Linked DNA regions of Homo sapiens: region 1 is linked to region 2. Evidence: read pairs that join two places in POLR2A ChIA-PET (ENCODE). Cell type or tissue: A673. All regions are shown on one strand. Each heading gives the region's core, and the rest is flanking DNA. Links, peaks and the distances in the headings are about the cores only.

What was found. Peaks named below come from ENCODE experiments on the same cell type or tissue, not always from the same donor. Only the 100,000 strongest peaks of a DNase experiment are listed, where the experiment ranks them.
Region 1: POLR2A ChIA-PET joins it to region 2 with 10 read pairs; 2 of 35 experiments call an interaction of 5 or more read pairs at or near these places.

What each region holds. Positions count from the first base shown.
Region 1 is chrX:5,820,439-5,826,656 of GRCh38, forward strand. No RefSeq gene overlaps it. Among named protein-coding and RNA genes, the nearest start is that of LINC03070, 97 kb to the left of the region's middle. In A673, for the core only: no CTCF peak of the experiment used is centred there; no DNase peak of the experiment used is centred there.
Region 2 is chrX:5,528,323-5,534,540 of GRCh38, forward strand. No RefSeq gene overlaps it. Among named protein-coding and RNA genes, the nearest start is that of LINC03070, 190 kb to the right of the region's middle. In A673, for the core only: no CTCF peak of the experiment used is centred there; a DNase peak (open chromatin) is centred at 3,309.

The DNA of each region.
Region 1 (6,218 bases), core at 1,378-3,877, 290 kb after region 2:
GGGAGAAATATCAAACATCCGTGTGTACCCCAGGGTTTCCTTATCTGTTTAGAATTTTTCCATCGATGCTATGTCTGTAATATAGCAATATCGAACTCAAATTGTGAGAGTATGTTTAATCTTTGGTTACCGCATTCAAATATTTATTATCTGTTAACCATGATATATTTATTTTACTTCATGAAGAAATTAAAGGCATTTCTTTAACTAAATGACCCAAGGGAAGCCATGCAGAAGGATTTAACCAACAAGCAGAACTACCAGGAATGGTCCTAGGTATTACCTGCTGGGGGTGTGCTCTCAGTAATTCTCAAAGAGAGACTTACCAATCTCCCCACAAGGAGCTTCAGGGTCATTCATAAATATTGGAGACAGGCTCTGAGAGAGCCAAAATGTCTCCTGGGGGCAGGAAGCTCTTTCTATTTGTTTGAGAGTATATTTTATAAAGTCTCTGTCTTGGAACCCCAAAGTAAAGTGAAAGGTGTCGCTGAATTGTTTTATGTTCTAAAGTATAAACTCCTTCTGGAGGGCAGGACAGAAGACAGTATAACTTTTCTTTCTTGGTGATGTATTTATTCAGCCTGACTCTAATAGCAATATTTTAAACATTTTTTTTATTTCCTTTATCTAAGGGATGTGATGTTAGCAAAAATACGAAGTTCAGGGGAGTGATGGCTTTGAGATGTGTTTTTTTCCTTGCTAGATAAAAATATACTTTCTCCTTGTTCATAGATTGTTAGATTCCTGTTTCCCCCATCCTACTCCTCTGCCTAGCTCTGGAAACACAAATGGCACACGGTTCTCTTGGGACCCTGTATAAATGTGTATGCTGCTATTCACAATAGCAAAGACATAGAATGAACATAAGCGTACATCACCTGTGGATTGGATAAAGAAAATGTGGTGCAGCTATACCATGGAATACTATGCAGCCATAAAAAAGAACAAAATTATATCCTCTGCAGCAACATGGATGCAACTGGAGGCCATCATCCTAAGTCAAGTAATGCAGAAACAGCAAATCAAGGACCACATGTTCTCTCTTACATGCTGGAGCTAAACATTGGGTACGCAGGGACATGAAGATGGGAACAATATGAACTGCCGTCTACTAGGGGTCAGGGAGGGAGGGGGACAAGGGTTGAAAAACTACCTATTGGGTACTATGCCCAGTACTTGGGTGACAGATTCAATCATGCCACAAACCTCAGCATCACACAACATACCCAGGTAACAAACCCTCACATGTATTCTTGAATACAAAATAAAAATGGAAATTAAAAAAAAATGTGTGTGCTGGGCATCCAGATGGATTTCAAGGATACTCAAATTGTTGGCTAATGGCACTGGTCTGTGGACCTTAGTTTATTTAGAGACAAAATATATGCATGCATTGCTCAAGGTGCCAGCTGTCTCCCATCAGGCAGGTTTTGGATCCTGCATTCAAGATTCCATAGCACTTAAACATCCCTTTAGAAGAGTTGTCTGCTTGGAATACAATCCACGATCCACCGCGGCTCCAGAGTGCAAAAACATGAGCATGAACATGAACTCTATTAAAGCAAAATAAAGAACAAAATTGATATTTTCCTTGCAAAGAAGTTAACGTTTATTATCAAAAATGCTCTCCTGTAAGCGGGCTTAAGTTGAATATGGAAAATGTGAAGTTTATCCCAGGCTTCTCGAAAAGTGTTTTGACATTCCTTTACATTCTTTCCCTTACCATCATCACAATCAAATAATTATCAAAGGGTCATAATTATTATGTTTTCATTATGAGCAAAAAAAAGGACTTTTGCTCATTCTGAATAATTTTGCATAGCAGCTAAAAATCATACGAAACTATGCTGAGTGAACAAAAATCCTTTTTTTTTCAAGCAGATTGAGAGGAAGGAGAGAAGGAATGAAAAAAAAGGATGAGAGGGAAGGGAAGACAGGAAAGAAGAACCTCTGGAAATAGAATGAAAAACAAAACAAAACATAGGGACTTGCACTTTTCTTTGCAGCTGTCAGATGATTTGTTTGTCTTTGGCTTTTTTTTTTCTTTCCTTTTTTTTTTTTTTTTTTTGATGGAGTTTCGCTCACTGCAGCCTCCCCCTCCCAGGTTCAAGCCATTCTCCTGCCTCAGCCTCCCGAGTAGCTGGGATTACAGGCATGTGCCACCACACCTGGCTAATTTTGTATTTTTAGTAGAGATGGGATTTCTCCATGTTGGTCAGGCTGGTCTTGAACTCCCGACCTCAGGTGATCCACCTGCCTCGGCCTCCCAAAGTGCTGGGATTATAGGCGTGAGCCACCACGCCCGGCCTGCCTTTGGCTTTTAAGTGAGTTTTTGGGATGCGTTGAACTGATGCCATGATATTTTCTGGTCAGGCTTCCATGCCCTGTCTATATTCCTGATTCTATCTGCCCACCTAGTGAGAAACGATTTCCTCAGTGTCTGTCCATCTGAAAAACCACAAAAGATGTTCTGGAAAAAGACCTCACATCTTTTTGCTTAATGAAAGACAAGTTTTAAATGTACAACAGGTTATATAATTCTTGGGATATCTGTTAAATATATTACCTCTCTGATCTTTTACGCATATTCTAATAATTATAACATAAAATAATATATATGTAATTATAACATGATATTTAAGTATTTATATATTAAGTAATAATAAATATGTAATTATACTATATAATTATACATAGAAGCTACATATATATTAGCTATGTAGAATTACATACATATTAACTACATATATAATAGTTATACATAATTGTATACATATTAACTATATATAATTACATATATTAGCTATATATAGTTACATATATTAGCTTTATATATTTTTATATATTAGCTACATAAAATTACATATATTTAGCTACGTACATATTAGCTGTATATAATTGCAAACAAATTAGTTATATATACATATATTAGCTATATATAGTTACATATGTATTAGCTATATATAAAATTACATATATTAGGTATATATAATTATATATACATTAGCTATATATAATTACATATATAACCTATATATAATTACATATATTAGCTCTATATATTTACATATATATTAGCTATATATAAAATCGCATATATAAGCTATGTATAATTACATATATTAGCTAGGTATAATTATGTATATATTAGCTATATGTAATTACTTATATATTAGCTACATATATTAGTTATATGTAATTACATATATATTAGCTATTTTTAAAATAAATTTCCTATATAAAATTATACATACTTAGCTACGTATGTACTAGCTATACCTATATCAGCTATACACGGAAAATTTATTTTCAAAATAATTATCTAATTCCTTGGCATATGAGTGGTATAGAAAAATTTCTACCAAAGTTAGAGAGGGCTTGAGAGAGTCTCACCTAACTATAGGGAACCAGAAGTCGTCTGGAGGGTTCTGAGGTCACCTCCAACTGAGAGGCTCTCAGTGGTCTTTGAAATTGAGGTGGACATGCAGAGAGTAACCCAGCTTCTGCATGCAGAGAAATGTGCTCCTCTTCAGGCACTCTGGAAAGAGAAAATGAGCTGGGGACTCATCTAGCAGCCACCCAAATTGCAGAGACTCAGCAGAGAGTGAGCTCGGATTTGCAGCTGCTGCTGCTGAAGTCCAGTCCTTCCACAGAGGCTGCCCTGGGGAAAGCGGCAGTCTGCATTTATTTATGAGGCAGTGCTAAATGATTCTCGCAGGCAAGGCTGGCAGAGGCCACCATTCAGTCAATGAAATGCAATCTTTTCAGACTGCCGGTGTTGCCTGGCAGGACTAATACATATCTTGAGACTAACGAGGTTCCGTCCAACTTTGACCAAGAGAAATGATATTCTAGATTAGATGATTTGAACCTAGAATGCTCTATCCTTGAAATAATGGCAGGAGTTACAATGGGTTTATCTTATAACTCTATCTCCCATTATAAAAAAAAATTACCTTTCTCAAAATACAGATATAATAGTATCGGATCAAACGTGGCAGAAAACAGACACAAATTTGTTGGTCCAGGAACATAGACAAATGTGTATGGTTGTTTAGAATTTAGAAATATTAAAAGCTTGCTTCCCTCAGAAATTTAGTGTGTCTGTTACTCTAGATGTTCACGGATCATAAAGGTAGAGATGACCCTTCAAATAAACAACACAAGGGCAAGAAGGTGACTTGAGCTTCATTTATTTTCTTATTCGAGCAAGACAACTTCTGCATGGGTGAATTAAATTAGGTGGTTGGGAGCCCAAATGTAATGATATATTTTGTACCTTCAGCCCTCCAGCAAATAATCAGGCAAACCAAAAATTTGGCTCAGCCTACAAAACTAATTACTGGGTGCCTTCTCTATAAACAACCACACTGTAGTTTTTGAGTGTGGAAAAATGGGCACCAGGTGGGACTTTAACTCTGTCAACAAACAAGTATATTCAGTTGTGACCTCTTACACCTTGCTAAGTTTTCAATGCATATTGCAAGAGTCCAACACATGAACACACAGGTACATACTCACACAATAATGCATCTATAATACAATACATGCTCCAGGTGTTTTTGCTTCTGTGCTCAAAACAGATGTTTGTCTTTAGAAATCATCTTTGCACAGCATTTCAATCAAAACAGCGATGAAGATACATCACTGCATGCTTGGGGAAAACACCATGTGACATTCATTTTTAGCTAAATCTGTGCCCCCTTGTCAGAAGGCAAAATGACAGGCTCATGGGTCGAGCACTTTGGAGCTGGCAAAGCTCTTTTGCAGTGTTTATGTGTAGAATTATTTTAAAACATATGCCTAATGCACCCCCTATTTGTCACTAATCAGCCATAACACAGCAGGCAAGTTTCTTAATCCTTGTGAAGCCCCATGTACTAATGGATAGAAATGGAAGATGATAAGGATGAAGATACGTGAACTATCTCATAATACCTCGTGCATAGCATCTATTAAGATGAAGAGGAGGAGGAAGAGGAGCAGAAGAAAGAAGAGGAGGAAGAGGAAGAGGAGGAGGAATATAAACATATCGAAATACTTTTTTATCTTGGGCTGAATTCTGGAGCAGCAGACCCAAGGGTAAGGTGCTCTTGTGCAGGTGACTTGTTGAGAGTAATATGTGTTCAAAAGAAAAATTTATGAGAGTAAGCAAGAAAAACAGACTAGGGCAGAGGAGAAATTCAGCAAAGGTGTACCTTTAGCTGGAGTCTAGCTTCATGCTGATCCTGCAGGGAGGTTTTGAGTGGGAAGAGCACCACAGAATTGTCCTTACTGGGGGATGGGAGGAGGAGGAGGAATATGAGGAGGAGGAGGAGGAGGAGGAGCAGGAGGAGGAGGACCAGGAGAAATATAAACACGCTAAAATATTTTGCTGTCTTGGTTGAATTTCCTAAAGCTCATCCTGCTCTATCCTTACTCTAGGGTAAGGAAGCAGATAGGGCAGAGGAAGAAGTTTAGTTAACTTGTAACTTCAGCTAGAGTCTAGTTCTGCCCATCCTACAGGGAGGTCTTCAATTAAAAAAAGCACCACAGAGCTGCCCTCATTGAGGTAGGCGAGGAGGAGGAGAAGGAAGAGTAGGAGGAGGAAGAGGAGGGGGAGAAGGAGGAAAAGGAGGAGGAGGAGCAGGAAGAGAAAGAAGAGGACTTGGAATGGGATCACCCAGGAGAGGGCTGTGTAACCTCTTTGACATTCCCAGGCAATTTGACTCTTATCAGCCTAGGGTGATATTTCTAAACAAGGGGTGATTTTGCCTATCAGTGGACATGTGGCAATATCTGGAGATGGTTTTGCTTTTCCCAACTGGGGATGCTATTGTAACCTCCCAGTGGGTTTACCTTGTCTGCTGCCTAGACAGAGTCGATTTAACAAGACAGGAGAATTGCAATAAAGAAATAGTAATTCACGCAGAGCCGGCTGTGCTAGAGACTAGAGTTTTATTATTACTCAAATCAGTCTACCCCGAGCATTCGGGGATCGGAGTTTTAAGGATAATTTGGGGGCCAGGGGCTTCGGAAGTGGGGAGTGCTGATTGGTCAGGTTGGAGATGGAATCATAGGGGGTTGAAGTGAGGTTTTCTTGCTGTTTTCTGTTCCTGGGTGGGATGGCAGAACTGGTTGAGCCAGATTACCTGTCTGGGTGCTGTCAGCTGATCGATCCAGTGCAGGGGCTGCAAAATATCTCAAGCACTATCTTAGGTTATACAATAGTGACGTTA
Region 2 (6,218 bases), core at 1,815-4,314:
CACTGAGAGTTTTGGTTTTTGAGTACTTCCTTACTTTCTGGCATTGCAACAAGTTTCAGGCTTATATTGTATATTTCCTGTCCCAGGTTTCGGATCAGCCACTCCACCATGGGACCCTAGTTTCCTTCTTACCATTTTCCTCACCCACTTGGGATCTTCTACTAGGGCTTGATCATTAAAAGTTTGGAGGTCTTAAAAGGCGACGAGGCCAAGTGAAAACCAAGTCTTCTCATTGTCAATTGTGCCTATCTAATATCTATATTCTCAAAGGCCCTAACAAGATTCTCTCTCCAAACTCCAATTCTGATTATGGCACTTTTATTTAAGTGCCTTCTTTAACCAATTACCTTCTTTAGCAGTGGTCTATTCACACTGCAGATTGTAAAACTTTATCCATTTATCTGTCTGTCTGTCTGTCTATCAATCTATCTATAATGTGTCTGTGTCTATTTACCTACTACCTACTTATCTTTATATATCACCTATTATCTATCTATCCATCTATCATCTATCTGTCCATCTATCATCTATCTATTGATCTATGTATCGACTTATGTGTTTATCTATTATCTATCATTTATCTATCAAGCTATCATCTACCGTACATCTATGTATACATCAATCTATCCTATGTATTCTCTAATCTATCTGTCATATATCTCTGTGTTTATATATTATATATCTATTCTATCTATCTATCTATCATATTGTACAGGAATAAAAGTAAATAACATAAAATTACCTCAAGTGTTGTGATGTGTGTGGTCAAATTTCACTAGTGGTCTTAAAATTGTAAGAACATTGAAATTTGCGAAAAATTTCATATCTTGTAGCCTGGAAAAGGTTATCACTGATTCTTAGTGCCACCTGCCCCTGTAACATCTCTTACTGATAACCTCATCATGTCTTTTTATTCTTCAAGATACAAAAAAAGTTATACACCATCAAATATACACTTTCACTCCTTTACAGATCCCTTTATACTGTCTTATTTAATTTCCATAACAGAGTTACGATAGCCTTACAGAATGTTTTCAGTGGTTTTCCCTCTTGTTTAGAATCTAGGATAGTTTGAAATTATATTAATAAGATTCTTTAACACTTGCTTGTGCATGCCATCAGCATCTTCTGCCTGTTTGTTTACTTTGTGAGAATTTTAAATTTGAATTTAATTTTCTAAAAAAATGAGGTGCTTCAAGTTGGAGGTTTCACTGAGTTTTGATAAGACATATATTCTTATGAATTTATAATTTTCACATAAGTATTAATTGACAAACAAATATACATAGCAGTTATATATTATTTTATAATATTAGTTATGGATAATATATCTTTTTAGTATGTCGTATCTAAGTTTATGTGGCTTTTCTGCTTTGTTATTATTTCTTTCTTCCTTCTTCCTTCTTCCCTTCCTCCCTTCTACCATGATTATTTTCAGCTCTGTTTTTCCCACTCATAGTTATTTCAGCTAGCCATTTTTGATATGCATTGGAACTGATTCAAGATTTTGATTTCACAAAAATAATGCAATATACTAATGTCTATATAATGTCTCATATATATGTATGTAGGAAAAAACTCTTAAAAATTAAATTTTTTGGTCCAGTGAAAAAGTGAATTACTCAGTCTGTTTAGCTATTGCTAAGGCACCAATGGAAATGCAACTTCACATAAATACCAGGCAGCACATTTTAATAGTGCATACAGAGTCTTTTCCCCTCTAATCAGAAGCTTTAATACTTCAAAATGTTATTGGTTAAATTAAAAAAAAACCTTGATGTGCTTTTAACTTGCCTTTCACATATGTGGGACTGAACTTCTTTTTATTGAAAAACACTTGCATCTCCTTGTTAATTCTGTGTGATTCATTAGTTTGGATTTGTTTATCTTTCTCTGAGGCCAGCTTTGAGTCCTTTGTGTGTTTTTGTCAAATCCCTCTTTTATTGGGAAGGAATAGTTCAAAGCGTGGGGATAGGTTTGTTTGTGGGGTGTGCACACCCACACCCACACACCTACATATACGTATTGGCCCCATGGAAGCAGGGCTGCAAAAGAGAAGACATTTTCCAGACTCCTGGAATTCCCACTCTAAGGGCTTTTGGAAGGATTAAAGACAACGATGTCCCCAAACTGCCCAACTCCTAATGGTTCAAAGTGACCACCCCATGATCCTAGCTTCTTAGAGGCCAAGGGGTCCTTCTCAATTACATACACACACACACACACACACACACACACACACTCTCTCTCTTTCTCTCTCTCTCTCTCTCTCTCTCTCTCTCTCAATCTTTTATTGTTCTTACGGAAAAAAATATTAGAGACAAAGAAATGCATGTAATAATCAAAGCATCTTAACTATCCTGAAAGAAAAACCAGTCCATATAAACAGATCTAGAGAAGACCTATATATTGGACTTACGTGACAAGGAGTTGAAAATAAGTGTCATAAATACAGTTATGCACCACATATGACATTTCAGTTAATGTCCAACCACATAAACAGCCACAGTCCCATAGGTCCACATAAGTAACCATGTTCTCTCTAGTAGAGCTGAAAAATTCCTATCTTCTGTTGAAGTCTTGGTGATCCTGACCTGTGTGGGCCTAGGCTAATGTGTGTGTTTCTGTCTTAGTTTTCACCAAAAAAATTTTAAAAGTATTGAAAGGAAAAAAAATTTAATTTACAAACAGAAAAAAATCTTGTAGGCCAGGAACGGTAGCTCATGTCTATAATCTTTGTAATCTGGGAGGCTGAGGCAGGAGGATCACTTGAGACCAGGAGTTCAAGGCCAGCCTGGGAAACAGAATGAAACCCTGTCTCTAAAGTAAAATAAAAAATTAGCTGGGCATGGTGGTGTGTGCCTACAGTCCCAGCTACTCAGGAGGCTGATGCGAGAGGATTGCTTGAGCACAGGAGTTCAAGGCTGCAGTAAGCCATGATCGCACCACTCTGCTACAGTCTGGGCAACTGAGGGAGATCCTGTCTCTAAAACAAACAAACAACAACAACAACAACAAAAAACAAGAGAAAAGCTTGTAGAATAAAAATATAAAAAATAAAATATTTTTGGTGTTTTTGTTTTAAGATGTGTTATTTAAAAAGGTCAAAAAGTTAAAACAATGTATAAAGTAAGAAGGTTACAGTAAGTTAAGTTTCATTTGTTATTGAAAGAAGAAACATATTTTAATAAATTGAGTGTAGCCTAAGCGTTTGCAAAGTCTACAGCCCTGTATAATAACGTCTTAGGCCTTCACATTCACTTACCACTCAGTCACTGACTCACTCACAGTCACTCACCCAGAACAATTTAATGCGTTAGGTGGGTTTCTCAACTCGAGCATTAATTTGCATGATGTATAATTGCATAATGCATTGAAGGTTAACTCACAGTCTAATATGGATATTGTAACCCCTGAATTTATTACTGAAAAAAAATTAGAAATAGCTAAACAAATTTTAAAACAATTAAAATGAAATAGTAAAAGTCTACTCAACACAGAAGCATGTGGGAGAGCAGGGGAATAAAGAACAGATGGGACAAATTGAAAATAAATGTCAAGCTGACATATTTAAACCCAACTGTAGCAAACATCACATTGTACAAAGACAGAACCAAAGCTCAAATTGAGGACTGATTCCCAGACAGATTTAAAAAAGCATGACCCCACTCCATGTTGTTTCTTTTAAAGATGTATTTACTATAAAGATGCAGACAGAAGTGTATTAAGGTAGAAGAATTCCCACGCTGCCACTGAAGAGAAGGAAGCCAGAGTGACTCTGCTACCCTCATTGGAGTAGATATGAAGAGGATGACCATTAATGGAGATGAAGACCATTACTTACTGGAAAAAAAAGTGAAATGTATAAACAGGAAGGCATATGAATTTGTATGTATACGGAGTTCATTACAGAGCTCCAAAAATATATGAAGCATAGGAAGCAAAACTGATAGAAGGAGAGGAGAGAAGAGAGAGGAATTAAGGGAAAAGAGTGACAGAGAGGAAAAGAGGGAGTGAGAGAGAGAGCCAGAGAGTGGGAGAGAGGGAAAGAGAGAGGAAGAGACAGAAGGAGTGAGAGGGAAAGAGAGAGAAGAAGAAGGGAGAGGAAGGAAGAGGGAGAGAGAGGGGGAGGGAGGCAGAGAGAGAGAGAGGACAGAGGAAGAGGGGTGGAGAGACAGAGATGGAAGGAGGGAGAGAGAGAGAAAGAGAGAGAGACAGAAGGAGCAACAGAAAGGAAGAGGGAGACAAGGGAGAGAGAGGAGGAGGAAAGGGAAAGAGAGGGAGAGACAGAAAGGGAGAGAGAGGGAGGGAGAGAAAATGAGAAAAGAGGGGGAAGAGAGAGGGGAGAAAGAAAAAGGAAGGGAGGGAGGGAGAGAGACAGGGAGAAAGGGAGAAACACAGAGAGAGAGAGAGACAGAGAGATAGCAAGAGAGGAAGAGGGGACAGAGAGGGAGAGACAGGGAGAGAGAGAAGAAGGGAATCGGGAGAGAGTGAGGGAGAGAAACAGAAGGAGAGAGGGAATGAGAGAAATAGAAGGAGAGAGGGAAGGAGGGAAATAGGAGGGACAGAGGAAGAAGGAGGGAGGGGGGAGAGAGAGAGGAATTTAAACTTTTCACATCCTTGTTGGGGGTTTTAAGACCATCCTGTAAACAACTGATGAAGCAAGTCTACTTTTCCAGGTGAGAGTGTGTCAAATGCTTGTATACATGTGACCTAGTCAGATGTCTATTCCGTTTCTACTTCATAAAATTCCCGTGTGCTATTTTGAGGGTTCTGCTACTGTTAAAAAAGCACTGGAATAAACTTTTCTTTAAAAAGTTGGTAGATTTTTTCCTTGCAAAATCATCTGAGCCAGCTGCATTCTTCAAGTTGGTAGAGTTTGTAATTTTTGTTTTGTTTTTGTTTCTCAAGCATTTTTGCATATTATTTCAAGAAAAAGGGTTACAGATTGTATGTCTTTTTGGATCAATTTTAACCAATTATATAATCCTGAATATCTACTTTTTAAAATATGTTCATTTATTTGTGAACTCATGAGTATGTCACTGAATATATCATATTTTTTACTGTTTCTCTCCTTACCATTTCTTAATATTTACTTGTGGCTTTTTCCTCTTTATGTGTGTGCATATAGTTTAGAAGATCATATATTGCTTGCTCCAAAAATCATATTTGAGATTTTATAGTTCTACATTATCTTTTCTACATATCTTTTTCTGTTTTTGTCTTTCTGTTGTCTTCAGGGTTGGCTTGACTATACTAATTTTGGGTTTCAGGATCAATTCACTCACTTCCATTCTTTGATTTAAAGTTTTATAGGTAGAAGAGAAAGTAGATGTTTGTAAAGGGCTGGAAGTTTCCCTGCACACAGAATACCCACGGGGAGGGTTGTGGTTTCCCTGTGCTTTTGTCTGCTGATTTTCTGGATTGAGATTGTGGTCCCGCTCTATGAGAAGTGTTTCTACTACGAACGCTGCACAATTGGTGAAGACAGATGTAAAACTGCAGAGTTCCTGACGTTGGAGCACGATGTCCAGCTCTAGAAAGATGTCCTATAGAGCCGGGCATGGAAAAGCCAAGGAGACTTCAAGACACATTGAGCATCCTTCCCTCCCAGGATGTGGTGGTCTGGAGCATAGACCATGGATGTGAGGTAGGAGGCAGACTCAACTCCAGGGATGAGGCTTGCACACTGGACCAAATGGAGGACTAGCTAACACAGGGACAGGGTGGAAGCAGCTTTCTATAAGACACGCCCACCAGTGTACCATGCCAGTTTACCATTGCCATGGCAACACCCAGGTGTTACCAGCCCTTTCCATGGCAATGTCCCAATGACCTGGAAGTTATCATCCTTTTTCTAGAAACCTCTGCAAAATCTGCCCCTTAATCTGCATGTAATTAAAAGTGGGCATAAATATGACTGCAGAACTGCCTCTGAGCTGCTACTCTGGGCGCACTGCCTGTAGCGTAACCCAGCTTTACAAGGAGCAGCACCTCTGCTGTGGCTGTGCACTGCTGCTTCAATAAAAGTTGCTATTTAACACCACTGGCCCACCCAATGTCGGGGCTCTCCTACCCTGCGTCAGATGGACTGCAGTCACCACAGAAGCTTTGATGGACCACAGTTGCTTGGCCTCATGTGTCTAAAGTTTACAACGCTAGTCCCCATTGTAATGTTCTGGAACAAAACCACTTTGGAGGTATGACTGAATTAA